Regions from separate parts of the Homo sapiens genome. Here regions 2 and 3 are each linked to region 1. A link is a contact called in ENCODE Hi-C or POLR2A ChIA-PET data. All regions are on one chromosome and are shown on one strand. The core of a region is the stretch at or near the end of the contact, and the rest is flanking DNA. Distances in the headings are between cores, read along the strand shown.

The links. Hi-C counts contacts between places; a loop is a spot of excess contacts on that map. ChIA-PET counts read pairs that join two places held with the same protein, here RNA polymerase II (POLR2A). Pooled maps may share reads with other maps.
Region 2: a map of endothelial cell of hepatic sinusoid shows a loop between it and region 1 (2.6-fold over the local background). The contact joins two enhancer-like sites. A Hi-C loop is called at or near these places in 1 of 168 maps with a recorded cell type or tissue (endothelial cell of hepatic sinusoid) and 4 of 50 pooled maps. POLR2A ChIA-PET finds 5 or more read pairs at or near these places in 4 of 52 experiments (K562, MCF 10A, WTC11 and 1 more).
Region 3: POLR2A ChIA-PET joins it to region 1 with 10 read pairs in MCF 10A. The contact joins two enhancer-like sites. A Hi-C loop is called at or near these places in 3 of 37 single-sample maps with no recorded cell type and 2 of 50 pooled maps. POLR2A ChIA-PET finds 5 or more read pairs at or near these places in 8 of 52 experiments (A673, AG04450, GM12878 and 5 more).

What each region holds. Positions count from the first base shown.
Region 1 is chr6:6,779,385-6,783,764 of GRCh38, reverse strand. All of the region lies in intron 2 of LOC101928004 (a long non-coding RNA gene), which reads left to right. Among named protein-coding and RNA genes, the nearest start is that of LINC03055, 100 kb to the left of the region's middle. Within about 2 kb of position 2,369, at least 8 of the 41 ENCODE cell types and tissues checked have a DNase peak (open chromatin) inside an H3K27ac peak, as active enhancers do; they include HCT116, where a contact is called at or near this core.
Region 2 is chr6:6,722,910-6,727,289 of GRCh38, reverse strand. All of the region lies in intron 2 of LOC101928004 (a long non-coding RNA gene), which reads left to right. LOC101928047 (a long non-coding RNA gene) reads right to left here. Exons shown (of 6, transcript XR_001743949.2): 5 at 1,990-2,509. Among named protein-coding and RNA genes, the nearest start is that of LY86-AS1, 100 kb to the right of the region's middle. RefSeq lists enhancers at 2,438-2,497, 1,814-2,507. Within about 2 kb of position 2,303, at least 29 of the 41 ENCODE cell types and tissues checked have a DNase peak (open chromatin) inside an H3K27ac peak, as active enhancers do.
Region 3 is chr6:6,824,639-6,829,018 of GRCh38, reverse strand. No RefSeq gene overlaps it. Among named protein-coding and RNA genes, the nearest start is that of LINC03055, 59 kb to the left of the region's middle. Within about 2 kb of position 2,175, at least 18 of the 41 ENCODE cell types and tissues checked have a DNase peak (open chromatin) inside an H3K27ac peak, as active enhancers do; they include HCT116, where a contact is called at or near this core.

The DNA of each region.
Region 1 (4,380 bases), core at 1,120-3,619:
CTGCTCTGCCTTTCCTTTAAACTGGTCCACACCCCAGACCCTTCACCATTTTGGTTTTTGTAGGAAGAGAACTCAACCACCAAATACCCTGTAGGCTTGGGAGGGCATACACATGAGAAGCAGGTTCCCCTAGGCTCAGGTGAGCCCCACCTTCAAGGTGGAAAACCTTGGGGACCTTCTGGAAATGCAGAGGCAGATAGGGCTTCATGCTTGGTGAAGAGATGAGCATTCACAACTAGCTTGGTTCTCTACCAATGGTCAAAATGGTTGATTTTGCTACTGAATGAGAGACATCAATTTTCTTGAGATTCAACTATCTTTTGTGCCACTTCTGTGTAATGCCAACTAGTCATTTGGTGAGTTTATTTAGATAAAGAATCAGATTTTGAAGCAAACTTGTTTCCTCTGTGACCAAAAAAAGGGCATTTTAAGCCTGCAAATAAAACTTAAAATGCTTTATTTCTATAAATAAATAAATAAACTGAGCAAATAAAAAAATACAACACATGGAACATAAAAACTCCAGTAACAATTGGACCAGGTCACCCTTAGTGTAAATGTCAACATTCTTTTTCAAATTGTTATTTAATTATTTGTTATTCTATATTTTATTTATTTGACAGCCAAAGCTTCCCTCCCAGAGGAGGATGTTCCTTTGCCTTTGTCCAGAGCCCTTCAGGAGAAGCAGAGGAATTGCTCAGAGATGAGCTGGGATTGCTTGGGGGGCACAAGGAGATAGCGATGCCCATCATCATTGTAATAGTTAGGATTGGCTCTCAGGCATGGTGCCGAACACTTTACCTGGATTCTTTAATTTAATTCACCCGACATGAGATAGGTGTACTGACTGTCCCCATTTTGCCAATGAAAAAACTGAGGTAGAGTGAGGTTAAACCACTTGCCTAGTTCAGTGTCAGGACTGACTCTCGGCAGCCTGACCCCAGGGCCTTGACACTGACCAAGGTTGCAGTGTTGTCTGCTCCTGGAAGTTCTCACTGACCAGTTTGCAAAGTGGGATTGCTTTTTCTTTTTCTCCTTCCTTCCTTCCTTCCTTTCTTTCTTTTTTTGAGATGGAGTTTCGCTCTTGTTGCCCAGGCTGGAGTGCAATGTCGTGATCTCAGCTCACTGCAACCTCTGCCTCCCAGGTTCAAGTGATTCTCCTGCCTCACCCTCCCTAGTAGCCGGGATTACAGGCATGTGCCACCATGCCTGGCTAATTTTGTACTTTTAGTAGAGACAGGGTTTCTCCATGTTGGTCAGGCTGATCTTGAACTCCCAACCTGGCTAATTTTTGTACTTTTGTAGAGACAGGGTTTCACCATGTTGGCCAGGCTGGTCTTGAACTCCGGACCTCAAGATGCAAGAGATGACACAGGTTTGGTGTTTTGTTTGTTTAATGACAAAAGAGAAGAGCAAAAGAGAATATGGTTGAAAGGACAGGAATAGAACTTTCAAACAGAATTTTCGATCCCTAACACAAAGAATGGTATTCCAAATCTGAACACTCTAAAAGAGAGAATAATGCCATTCCCCTTCGTTATTAGAAATAATATTATTATGTCTATTAGGAAAAAAAATCACACAATTTTAATGTGCATCAGAAGCATCAGGCTGATTTTTTCCCCTCTGGATTTTATTTTTAAAGTCAGAATTGGTTTCCTGCCCTTCAAGTGCTCCACTGCTGATACCAATAGTGAGATTGTGTAATTGGCAATAAATTTCCTACATGAAGAGCTTCTGGCCAGCTCCTTTTGAAAGCTTAGAATGTTTTGCTTAGTTGGGCTTTTCTGTCCCTGCAAAGTTAGTCTCCTGCAAATTTGTGTCCACTTCTGCAGGAGGGAATTGGAAGGCTGAGGAGAAATTTGTTGGTGATGAAGTAGCACAAGACAAGGCACAAAAGATGGGGTGGGGGAGTCCAGGAGGCTGGGAGGCAGGCATAGGGTAAAATTGTTGAAAAGAGACACTATAGTTCTTTATTTAAAAAAATAAAAATAAAAAAGCATCTGAAGAATTTGCCAATTCAGCATTTATCTAGCATTTGCTTCTCTGGGGCAGTGATTCCAAATTCCCAGCCTGTCAGGAGCTGGAGCACCCTTTGCAACTGTTTGCTTGATCATAGGATTCTCTTTTCTCCCTCTTCTTAGAAATAATGCATCCATTAAAATAAAACTAAAGTGAATTTAAGATTTCATTGTTTTGAAATACATATTTTAAAAATACAAGGTTTGAAAAACACTCCCCCTGAAATAACTCTAGTCCTTTCTAGGGAGTCGTGAAACTGTAGCTTGTGGAGAGTAGCCTTCCTTCAGGCTTTCATAAAGACCTGGTGACTCAGCACTGGCGGACTTCCCAGGAGTCAGTTCCCACCTTGGGGAATAATTTTCCATTCCTGGGGGAGTCCCTCCGGGAGACACCTCCTCTGCTTCTTCAAGTCAGAGAAGTGTTCTGCCCTGCCCTCCCCCAGCCTCCTGCCAGGTTCCTGCTGCCAGCCTCATGCTGTGCTGTGTATTATAGAATTTCTAGACTTACTGCTCCTGCTTAATTGTCAACTCTTTGCCAGAGAGTTTGTGCTTGCCCCTTGTGTGTGTTGGAGTAAACTTTAATTTCTGTTTTGGAGGCTAGGGCTCTTGACTGTCATAAGTCTAATCAGAATGCCACAGAATCAGGCCGAGCACGGTAGCTCACGCCTATAATCCCAACACTTTGGGAGGCCAAGGCAGGCAGATCATCCGAGGTCAGGAGTTCAAGACCAGCCTAGCCAATATGGTGAGACCTTGTCTCTACTAAAAATACACAAATTAGCCGGGCATGGTGGTGCACACCTGTAGTCCCAGCTACTTGGGAGGCTGAGGCAGGAGAATAGCTTGAACCCGGGAGGCCGAGGTTGCAGTGAGCCGAGACTGAGCCACTGCACTCCAGCCTGGGCAACAGAGAACAAAGTTTTCAATATTGGGATGTCTTTTAAAAGACATGTATTTTGAGATAAACTGAAGTGATTTAAATATATGAGTCGATAACAAATCTTCACATTCTGCACATGTATCCCAGAACTTAAAGTATAATAAAAAAATAAATATATGAGTCCATGGGAAATACTTTTTGATGCAGGCATTCACCAAATTCTTCACGGAGACACACATAATGTCCTAAAATCTGAAAGAAAACAGTTTACCTGAGACAATGCATAGGTTGAACTGGTCAGCAAAGTGTCCACTTGTATCTTTCAAAGAAACTTGTTTCTGAAGAGCGGAGCAAGTACTGCTTTGAAAGAAGCAACGATTTGGAACTGAGAGTTCTGGATGAATGCCTATTGTTGAGTGTGCTGGATAAACGAGCCCTGTACAAAGAGGTCCAGGTACGCTGAGCGGGCACAGCATCTTTCTTGTCGCATGTAAGTCCGCTGTCCAAATACCCGATCTGGGGTGCGACTGTACACATCCTCCTGATTTGTTAGCTCTTTCTTGGCTAAGGTCAGAGATGAAGTTCAGAACAAAATTTAGATACCCGGACACACTGAAATGCATTTCTTTTTTTGCTAATGAAGCAGGCTTGTGCAGAAGACCCTCTTTAGTCATTGCTTCAGGCCAGCATTTCCTTAAAGGGTTCATGACTCTGGAAAAGTTGAATATAAATAGGGGAAGCCCTCAGCAAAGCTTTCAGAATTGTTTTCCCTGTTTCCAGCTTTCTACTCCTTGTTCTCTGTGTCTTCCCTCAACCCTCCTTTCTCTTCTTCCCAGTCATCCATTAGGCATTTTACAACTGATGGGCTGTTCATGTAATGATTGCTACCCTAAAGGATCATCAATGGGGCCAAGCCATTGGGCGGATTGTTGAGGCACAGGGGACCCACATGTGCCAATCTCTCCAGAGTTGTTTGCTAATTGCATGGGATAAAAGCACCTTCATGATGGAGAGATCCGATGGTCACCACTTGGCTGAAATGGTCAAACTTGGCAGCACTCATCATGACACTACCCAACTTTGTGGGCCTCCTGATGGGCTGCAGCATAAAGCACACAGTCTCACTCAGGGCATGCTCTTGCCCAAACATTCATTCTGAATCTCATCAAGCCTCTAGACCTATCCTTCAAGTTACTGGAAATACGGGGGCAGGCTAAGGACAAGCTACACAGTAGGATGAGGAAGCAAACCGACACATCAAGAATAGGGGAAATTTTACAAGAAGACTGTCCTGGACTCAGGAAGAAAATCAACATCATGATTTAAAAGTGTGTGTCGGGGGAGTGGTTGGGGGGACCGTTCTAGAGGAAAAGATTAAAGGAGTCTAAAGAGACATGAGAGTCAAATGAGGAATATTTACCTCAGATCCTCGGTCAAAACAACAGCCACCAATAAGGTGATGAAGAACAGGAAAAAAAA
Region 2 (4,380 bases), core at 1,054-3,553, 56 kb after region 1:
AATCTGGGAGGCAGAGGTTGCGGTGAGCCGAGATCACACCACTGCGCTCCAGCCTGGGCAACAGAGCAAGATTCCATCTCAAAAAAAAAAAAAGTGCAGGGAAAAAAGGATGTGATAACAGTATTCAGATAATGAGGAAGAGAAATCAGACATTAGGCTGCAAGGCAGAGGACTAAGTTCACTGGAGTTAGGCTTCATTTTCAACAGAGACGCACTTCACAGTAGCCGAAGTTGTCCAATGATGGATGGGCTGCTTCATGAGGAAGTATGTCTCACTTTGAAAAAGTTTGAATATTTGGTGCAATGTTTCCAAAGAGATTCAAACGTTGGATATGTTCTTAAACAAGACGGCAATCATAACCATTTATGGTTGATACTAATGCTAAAACAATAGGAATAACATTAATTGGGCACTTACTATTGATATGTGGTGCTCAGTGTTTTCTGTACATTATCTTATTTAAACCTTTACCGTAACACTGGGGTAGTTACATTACTACCATCTTAGGGGTGAAGAGTGAAGCCTTTTTGGTGAGTGCAAGTAAAAATCTGACAGGTCGAGAGACCTGATAATTGCATTATGGACATTGGAGGGATAGAGTAGAATGGCATGGTTTTTTTCCATTATGGCTGCAAACAAGGGCAGGTGCTTTCTGCACTTTGTATAGGAATGGCACAGCTGCAAGGCAGACAAGAGGGCCCCCAAAGGAATCTAACAGAGCTGTCAACTAGGTGGAATTAGTCTACCAGAAAAGATATTGTATAAATATTCATGCAATATAATTTTTGTCCAGCTTATTAGTTCTTTGGGATAATTTACTAGGAAAATTTCATGAAAACTACCTGTCAGTTTGACTTTGGAATTACTGTACCCATGATTTTTTCTGATGCCTATAGGATTAGAGAGGACTGACTCAGTCCCTCATGATTCCCTGGATCAACAGCCAGTATTACTTCTTACTATTTGACAATTTCAACAGAAAGATTGAGTTGTTTTATATCTTATCCAGCTTTTAAATGGTTGTCAGTGGGAAATGTAGTCCAAATACCTAGCCTAATGCTATTGGAAACTGGAAGCACTATCAGTGAAGTTCCCCATTCAGTTATAGGCGCACTCTATGCTAGACTGAGTGATATTTCTATGGTTAGTACGCCCCCGGGGTTAGAGGCTCCCTGGTCTTTGTCAACTGAAACCGCTGAATTGAACAAGGAAGGAGAAAGAGGAGTTCCAGAGGCAGATCAGATGCTGATGACCAAGAGTACGGAACTTGGCCACTCACGGGGCCTGCCAAGGTCCTAGCACGTAGTGTGCAGAGGGCAGGATCTGAAAATGAAGTGTTTGTGAATGGTGTGCAACAAACAGTAACCACTTCCTAAAGAATAGTCAGGCACAGTGACAGATTGGACAACAGCGAGAAGGGACTGGCTAAGGACTGGCCGCCTGGGTTCCGAGGCCAGAGTGGGGGAAAGGAAATGCAATGAGAAGGGGGATGGGGAGAAGGCAGTGAGAACCCCACCACCCCAGCTCTGGGCTTGTGAGCAGGTGGTGAGACCTCAGGGCTGGGGTTTGGTCACCTGTCACCCCTCACCTCTGCTAGACGCTTCAATCTGCCCAGGCCCTTTGGGGGCAAAGGTCTTCCAATGAGATGGTATCATGAATTCAGGCCTGTCCCGAGGAGCTTGCACGGAGAAATGAATAGTAAGATTACACAAGCCTCCTCCCTCCCTGCCTCTGGTGACCCAGATGGAGGGGGAGGCCCACCGTGCTGCCCCAGGCTTTTTCCAGCACGAAGGAGTTCTTCCTTGGGGTGGAACCCCTTGGTGAATTAGGAAGAGATGTGCGGTGGGAAGAAGAGAATGGTGCAGTGGGAGGAGGGGCAGAGGCCAATCCTGAACGCCCCAGGGGCCCTTTGCAATGCAGAGCGGTCCTGGCAGGGGACGCCCAAGTGGCGCTCGAGTTGGTCCCAGGGAGGGATGCCACGTTCTTACCTCTAGCAAGGCCTGGGTACGAGCTGGGGTTGTGACACGTGTGTGTTCAGAGCCAAGCGGCTGGTCCCTGAATTGGGTCACCTCAGACGGGCAACGGTTGATCTATCCCGATTGCTGAGATGAGATTTCGTCCTTCCTTGTAAAACCCAGCTGTGCCCCCCGGCTTCTGCCAGCACCAAGGCACTCCTTTGTCCTAGCGTTCCAGGAGGCTGAAGAGCTGAGTAACCCAAAGGGCATGGCGCCCAAGCCGCCTCAGCGCGCTGTCTGCGAATGGGCTCTAGGCGCTGGGTCGGGCTGCTGGGCCCGGCTGCTGGGCCCCAGGGGCTCTAAGGGGACAGGATGTGTTGGGACCTTCACTTATCTTCCTAGCACGTGCGGGGGCTGCAGCCCAACTTCCCCAAGAGCGGTGTCTCCCTGGCACAGCTTTGGAGTTGGAGGGATCGCCCCCTCCCCTGCCTGTCTTTCTAACTTGTTTTTCTGCTGACGCTGGAGCCACGGTACTTTTGCTTTTTGAAACACCCTGTAATTGGAAGAAGAAAAAAAAAAGACGAGTCTGCTCAGTGTTATGAGACAGGCACGTGCTGCCCTCTAATGGCTCCTGCCTTGTGGGTTTCCAGGCTCCCCGGGGAAGGGGCGCCCCAGGCCTGCCTTCCTGGAGGGTCTGCGGAGGGTTTCCTTCCTCCGGGTAAGCGGGCCCCTTTCCCTGCAGCCTGCTCAAGCGTCGGGGAAAGATGTCCGAAGACAGGTAGCTTTGTGTGGCTGGCTGTGAGAGGAGAACGGTCCTACATTCCACTCCAGACCAGGAGCGTTTCTTGGAGCCATGTACCCTACCAGCTTAGGAAGGAGTTGCTCATCCTCCCTCGCAGTCCCTCTGTGTCTACAAAGGAAAGCACAGCGCATGGCAAAGGCCGGTCAGCAGGCTCGTGCACGCAAACAGGCTTCCTTTTCCTGTCCTGCTGGCCAGAGGGGATGCGGGGGATGGGGTAAAATGCTGCTGATACCCCCCTCAGACTTTCCACTGGCAGCCTCCGGAACCTACTCAAAAGCCGAACACAAACCTCTTGAAAAAAAACATCAGAGTTAATGTTTGCAGAAACTGAAGACATTGGTTGGACATAGTCCAGTTCTGTTTAGAGGGGAAACTAGGATTTAATCAAGGAACAAAGTTCATAGGTGTGGGAGGAAAACCTGGGAAACGTTCTGTTTTGGTAGCTGGAAAGCTTGTCTCCAGAAGTGAAGGAAAGAAGCTGAAAGAGGAACTTGTATTTTCCTCCAGCGAGCTCAGATCCTGGCAAAGGGAGAGCGTGATGCTGGTGCGAGCTCTGTGGCTCGGTGGGAAACAGTGCAAAAGTTAGTGTTCCCAAGTTTAGAACGTTTTATGTAGTAAGGGTTCTTGGAAAAGTGCAAACAAAGCAGAGTGGTCCTTCTTGAGCTTTTCCTAAGTTGGGAGTTACTGGTCACAGAGCTTAATGAGGCAGTTCCTGTGGGAGCGGCTGCTCGGGGTGGCAGACCACTGCTAAATTCTGCCCCCGGAAGGGTGATGGAGGCAGAAAGTGGAGAAGGCTGGGTTGAAATCTGACTGAATGAGCCTCATTTTCACAGGAGGGTTAGACAAGAAGTCCCTTTCCTGGCTGGCCACTTCTTGTAGAAATGGAGAAGCATTTTTATTTTTTACCTTATTTAGATCTTCAGTTACAAAAGGCTGTCATTAGGAAATGAGTCTTTCCCCATCCCTTCCCTGCTCAACTGTAGAGGATGAAAGTTTTTTTTTTTCCTTCTCTCTTTTCTGATAATCCTGAGCAAATTCTGAAGAAACACAATTTTTTTTTTTAAAGTGTTCTCTCTTTCAACAGAACTGGCCTGAACTTTTGGCCTAGTCTCTCTCCATAAGCCTGATGGTGCTCATCCAGCCCCAGATCGTGTGAGCAGCTCTCTAAGGCTATAGGAGCCCCGGGCATGTCCTCTTCAGGCCCTGTGGGAACCCTGGCTCCCACATTGTAAGGGATTGTCAGGAAAAAGGGTCAAGCTGGCTGTTAGTGCTGGCTTCAAGGGGACAGAGCTGGGTCTGAAATATGTGTATTTTCTATCTTGAGTTTTGTTTTATGAGCACCCCTGCAACCCACAGCTTACAGATGCCACAAGGTGCCTTTGGGAGATGTTTTTCCAGTCTTGTTCAGCAGGGAGCCCCTTTCCCCTAACCAAGCATTTCACACAAAGCCAGTCCCAAGTCTGGAGACCTCAGTATTTCCCCAAAGCTGGATTCCTGCTGAGCTGCACACATCTGCTCCCTAGTTGGTTCTATTTGGGTAAAATCAAAAGTAAACAGAGGGCCCTGGGCTTATATGTGATGTTTAAAACAAAAGGATGTAACCAGAGGGCCTCTACTTTGAA
Region 3 (4,380 bases), core at 926-3,425, 45 kb before region 1:
TTTTTTCCCCCTGACAAAAATGTTTGAAGGCCACTGCTCAATTTTATAAATATTGTTTTTTTTTTTTGTCATTGTCATTCTGCTAGTCAGAATACTTTAAATTTGCTAAGTGCTTATTTCTGCTACCTTTCTGGAATGAAGATTGTTGCTCTAATTAGATGTTTGCTTCTTGTTTTTTCTTTATATATATTACACATATATGTAGTTTGCCTTATTTTCTAAACTTCAAATTTCAGCTCCTTCTTGGGGTATAGCCTTGTTTCTAACTGATTAATTTCCCCCCACTTCAACTTTTCAGTCTTTTCCATTTTCTTTTTTTTTTTTTTTTTGAGACAGAGCATCACTTTGTCACCCAGGCTGGAGTTAAATGGCGCTATCTTGGCTCACTGAAACTTCTGCCTCCTGGGTTCAGGTGGTTCTCGTGCCTCAACCACCTGAGTAGCTGGGACTACAGGTGTGTGCTACAGCGCCCATCTAATTTTTGTATTTTTTTAAGTTGAAATGAGGTTTCACCACATTGTCCAGGTTGGTCTCGAACTCCTGACCTCAAGTGATCTGCCCGCCTTGGCCTCCCAAAGTGCTGGGATTACAGGCGTGAGACATGGTGCCTGGTCTTTTTTTTCTTCTTTCTGTCCAATTTGTGTGTTAGGTTCAGGGAGTACATATGCAGGTTGGTTACTGGGTAAATTGCATGTCACAGAGGTTTAGTGTACAGATTATTTTGTCACCCACATAATGAACATAGTACTAGATAGGTAGTTTTTTGATCCTGACCCTTCTCCCAGCCTCTACTCTCAAGCAGTCCCTCCCTCCCTTCCTCCCTCCCTCCCTTCCTTCCTTCCTTTCTTTCTATCTTTTTGTCTGTCTTTTTGGAGTCTCGCTCTGTTGTCCAGGCTGGAGTGCAGTGGCGTGATCTCGGCTCACTGCACCCTCCCCTTCCCAGGTTCAAGCGATTCTCCTGCCTCAGCCGCCCAAGTAGCTGGGACTATAGGTGCCAGCCACCACGCCTGGCTAATTTTTTGTATTTTTAGTGGAGACGGGGTTTCACCGTGTTAGCCAGGATGGTCTCCATCTCCTGGCCTCGTGATCCGCCCACCTTGGCCTCCCAAAGTGCTGGGATTACTGGCGTGACAGGGTCTGGCTCTATCACCCAGGCTGGAGTACAGTGGCTCAATCTCAGCTCACTGTATCCTTGACCTCCTAGGATCAGTTGATCCTCCCACCTCAGCCTCCGGAGTAGCTGGGATTACAGGCACGTGCCCCCATGCCTGGCTAATTTTTGTGTTTTTTGTAGAGACAGGGTTTCACCGTATTGCCCAGGCTGGTCTCAAACTCCCAAGCTCAAGCGATCCACCCGCCTCGGCTTCCCAAGGAACTGGGATTACAGGCATGAGCCACCACACCCGGCCTCCTTTTTCTTTCACAATATTCCTTTTAAACAATGCAAAACTTGTGTTTTGCATTCTACTTTAAGCATGCCGGGTCGTCTCCTGCCGGGTGGGGAGCCCCCTCTGTCTTCCCTTCTGTGCTCCCACTTTCTGCCTTACCCCGCTGGGTTGCTGGCTTCAGACCTCTCTCCTTCTCTCTTTTCCCTTTCTCTTCTCTCTCCTCTGTCCATTATTCCCACTCCCCTCCGGAACACAATCCAATCTCTCAGGAGTATCTGCGGTGGGAGGAGCATCACAGGGAAGTAGCTGGGACTCATTGATCCAATCTCTCAGGAGTATCTGTGGTGAGAGGAGCATCACGGAGAAGTAGCTGGGACTCACTGATTTCTGCTTCCCTGGTTGGGGCAGTGATGCCCAGCCGGGCGCATAAAACAAAACTGGGCCTCCCGGCTCCCAGCACCACTGGTCAATGGCAGCACTGTGGCCCTAAGCCCCACCCTCAGGCCTTGCTGGGTCCAGCCATCCTGAGCTCAGTGCTCTCACGCTTTTCCCGAGAGATCGTGGAGACCAGTAGGAAATAGCAGAGAAAAACTGAAGTTATTAGTTACGTATGGGAAAATTCGTAGCTGTCTTGTGGGAGGCAGATAATGAGGGACATTTGGATCTTCCAATGTGGGGTCTAAACTTTGTAAATCTCAGGCAAGGCATTGGCTTAGTGGATTAAAATGGAAACCTAAAGGCACCTTGTTACCACGCTGTTTGCTGTAGGGCAGAAAGCAGCGTGCGTCAGGCCAGCTCTGGGTCTCTGCCAAAGGGTTTCATTTCCTGAACCACTAAAACCATTTCCCTTTGAGGGCTGCCCTGTGCCCCAAGCCCCAGCACAGAGCTACAAACAGAGGCTCCAAGGCCAGTGCCCCTCTGGCCACACCTGCCAGTGGAGAATCTGTCCCCATTAGGGGCTTCCTGTGCCCTGCCACAGAGCATCCCCCATTCGCCTGTACAGTCCCTTTCCCCATCTACAGCCTTATGACACTGCCTATCAGCGTCCACAGTCACTGTGTGTGCCGGGGTGGCTGGCTGCAGTGAGAGGCCTGCAGGGGCCCACAGCCATCTGGAGTAGAGGCCAGGTCCTTGGACCTACTTGGAGGAGCCACATTTGGTGGTGTGTCCTTTTGGGATTGTCATCCCTCAGTCTCAGGAGCATGGACGGTCTGACTCACTGCCTGCAGCACACCACGTGGGTAATCTGAGTGCCCGCCGGGCGGGTAGCTGCAGCCCCTGAGCCAGGGCTGCTCTGTTTTTATTCAACTGTTAACACGTCTCAGCTCTTCTTCAATATCAAAATGTTTTCCCATGAACACCGAGTGTAGCATTTTCCCTGTCTTATCGGCCCTAGCAACCAGGAGCCTGGTTTCCAGGAAAGCAGCCACTCGATCCAACCTGGAGAGATCCATTCCCACTCCACTGTTAAGAGCTGGGGCATAAATGCCCAGCAACTGCCGTGGCATTTATGCCCCAGCTCTCAACAGCAGAGTGCGTTTTTTTTTTGTTTTTTTTTTGTTTGTTTGTTTGTTTTTTAGCGGTGGCCACATGATGTCATTCCTAACTGGCCAGCCTTCCTTCTCCCCCGACTCAATGCAGCCCTCATGTCCTCGCAGTCCAGATGCTGGTTTGCAGAATGCTGGGAACACTTTGGGCTCTTTTGTAGGGGGTCAATTTTCTTTGGGTCTCAAAATATCCCTAGTCCCCTAATCCCGTTCCTGGGTTGAGAATGAGTGGTTTGGGCTCCAGAAATGCACACCTGATTGCTGAGAAGCTCTGGCTGGGCTTGCTGGGTAGCCCCAAGAAAGACTTTTTTCTTCCAAGGCGTTCCCTCCTCCCTGCTGTGAAATGGAACACCTTTTGTCTGAATCCCACTTCCTTCGGTGCTGACATGCAACTGTTAGGTGTTTCCCATGCCTGGCAATCACCCTAAGCGCGAAGCTTGGGGGTGCTTTGGTGATCCATGAAAAGGCTGGCAGGCATGTCTTGTGATAGGAAGAGGTTCTGTTTATAACCATATATGTCTCCCCAAGAGAGCTGATAAATAATGTGCTCACTCTGGCAGGGTTGTCTTTCCATAGCTGCCCAGGGGCCCTTTGGCCCCCACTGGCTGCTTCTCCTATTTCAATTTCCATGTCCTCTCGGTTTTGTAACTCAAGGAGCGCCCCTGGCTTAGGAACAGCTGACAACTCCACAGCTCCCAGCAGTGGCACCTGGAGAAGGGGCGGATGGGCACTGACTTGTGGGCGTGCTCTGGGGCACCCTGTCCCCGGCTGTCATGAGTCATTTGCAAGGTGAGCCAGGATGTAAGCTGTGAGGGTGGAGAACGTTTGGTGCAGACCCAGGGCATCTGGCAGGGCCGTGTGGGTGAGTTGTGAGATGGGGAAGAGCATTGCTCCCAGGAGAATCCCACAGACAGCCCTGCCACCACATCCTGATTTTCCATCTCCATCCCTCCACAGAGATGGGGCCAGCCGCACATTTGGGGGCCATTCCCGGCTAGACTCCACTCACATTGCTGAATCAGAGAGCTCAAAGGACCTTCAAAAACCCATCAAACCCAAGCTTTTTATGTTGCAAATGAGGAAACTGAAGCCCAGAGAAAGAGTAATTGTCCCAAATCAGTGTAGGAACCTAACTCCTGTCAGAGCTGTCCCTCCACAGCAGGAGAACTCAGGGGCTGCCCCCACCCCGCGTGTCCTGAGCCTCCACACCTGCAACAGCGGGAGGCGAGCACAGGCTGGTACAGGTGCTGAGGGTGAGTGGGGCGATCAACTGGAGGCAACAGAAGTCATCAGTTTCATCATCATGGTGGGTCCCTGTCCTCTCTTGCTCTGCTGACCCCTCCTGCTGCACTTCCCTGGCCCCTTCCAAAAGCAGTGGCTTTTCCTTCTGGGTTGATGTAAATCCTTCGCTGCTTTAGCCCCAGGAGAGGGACCAGCTGATCCAA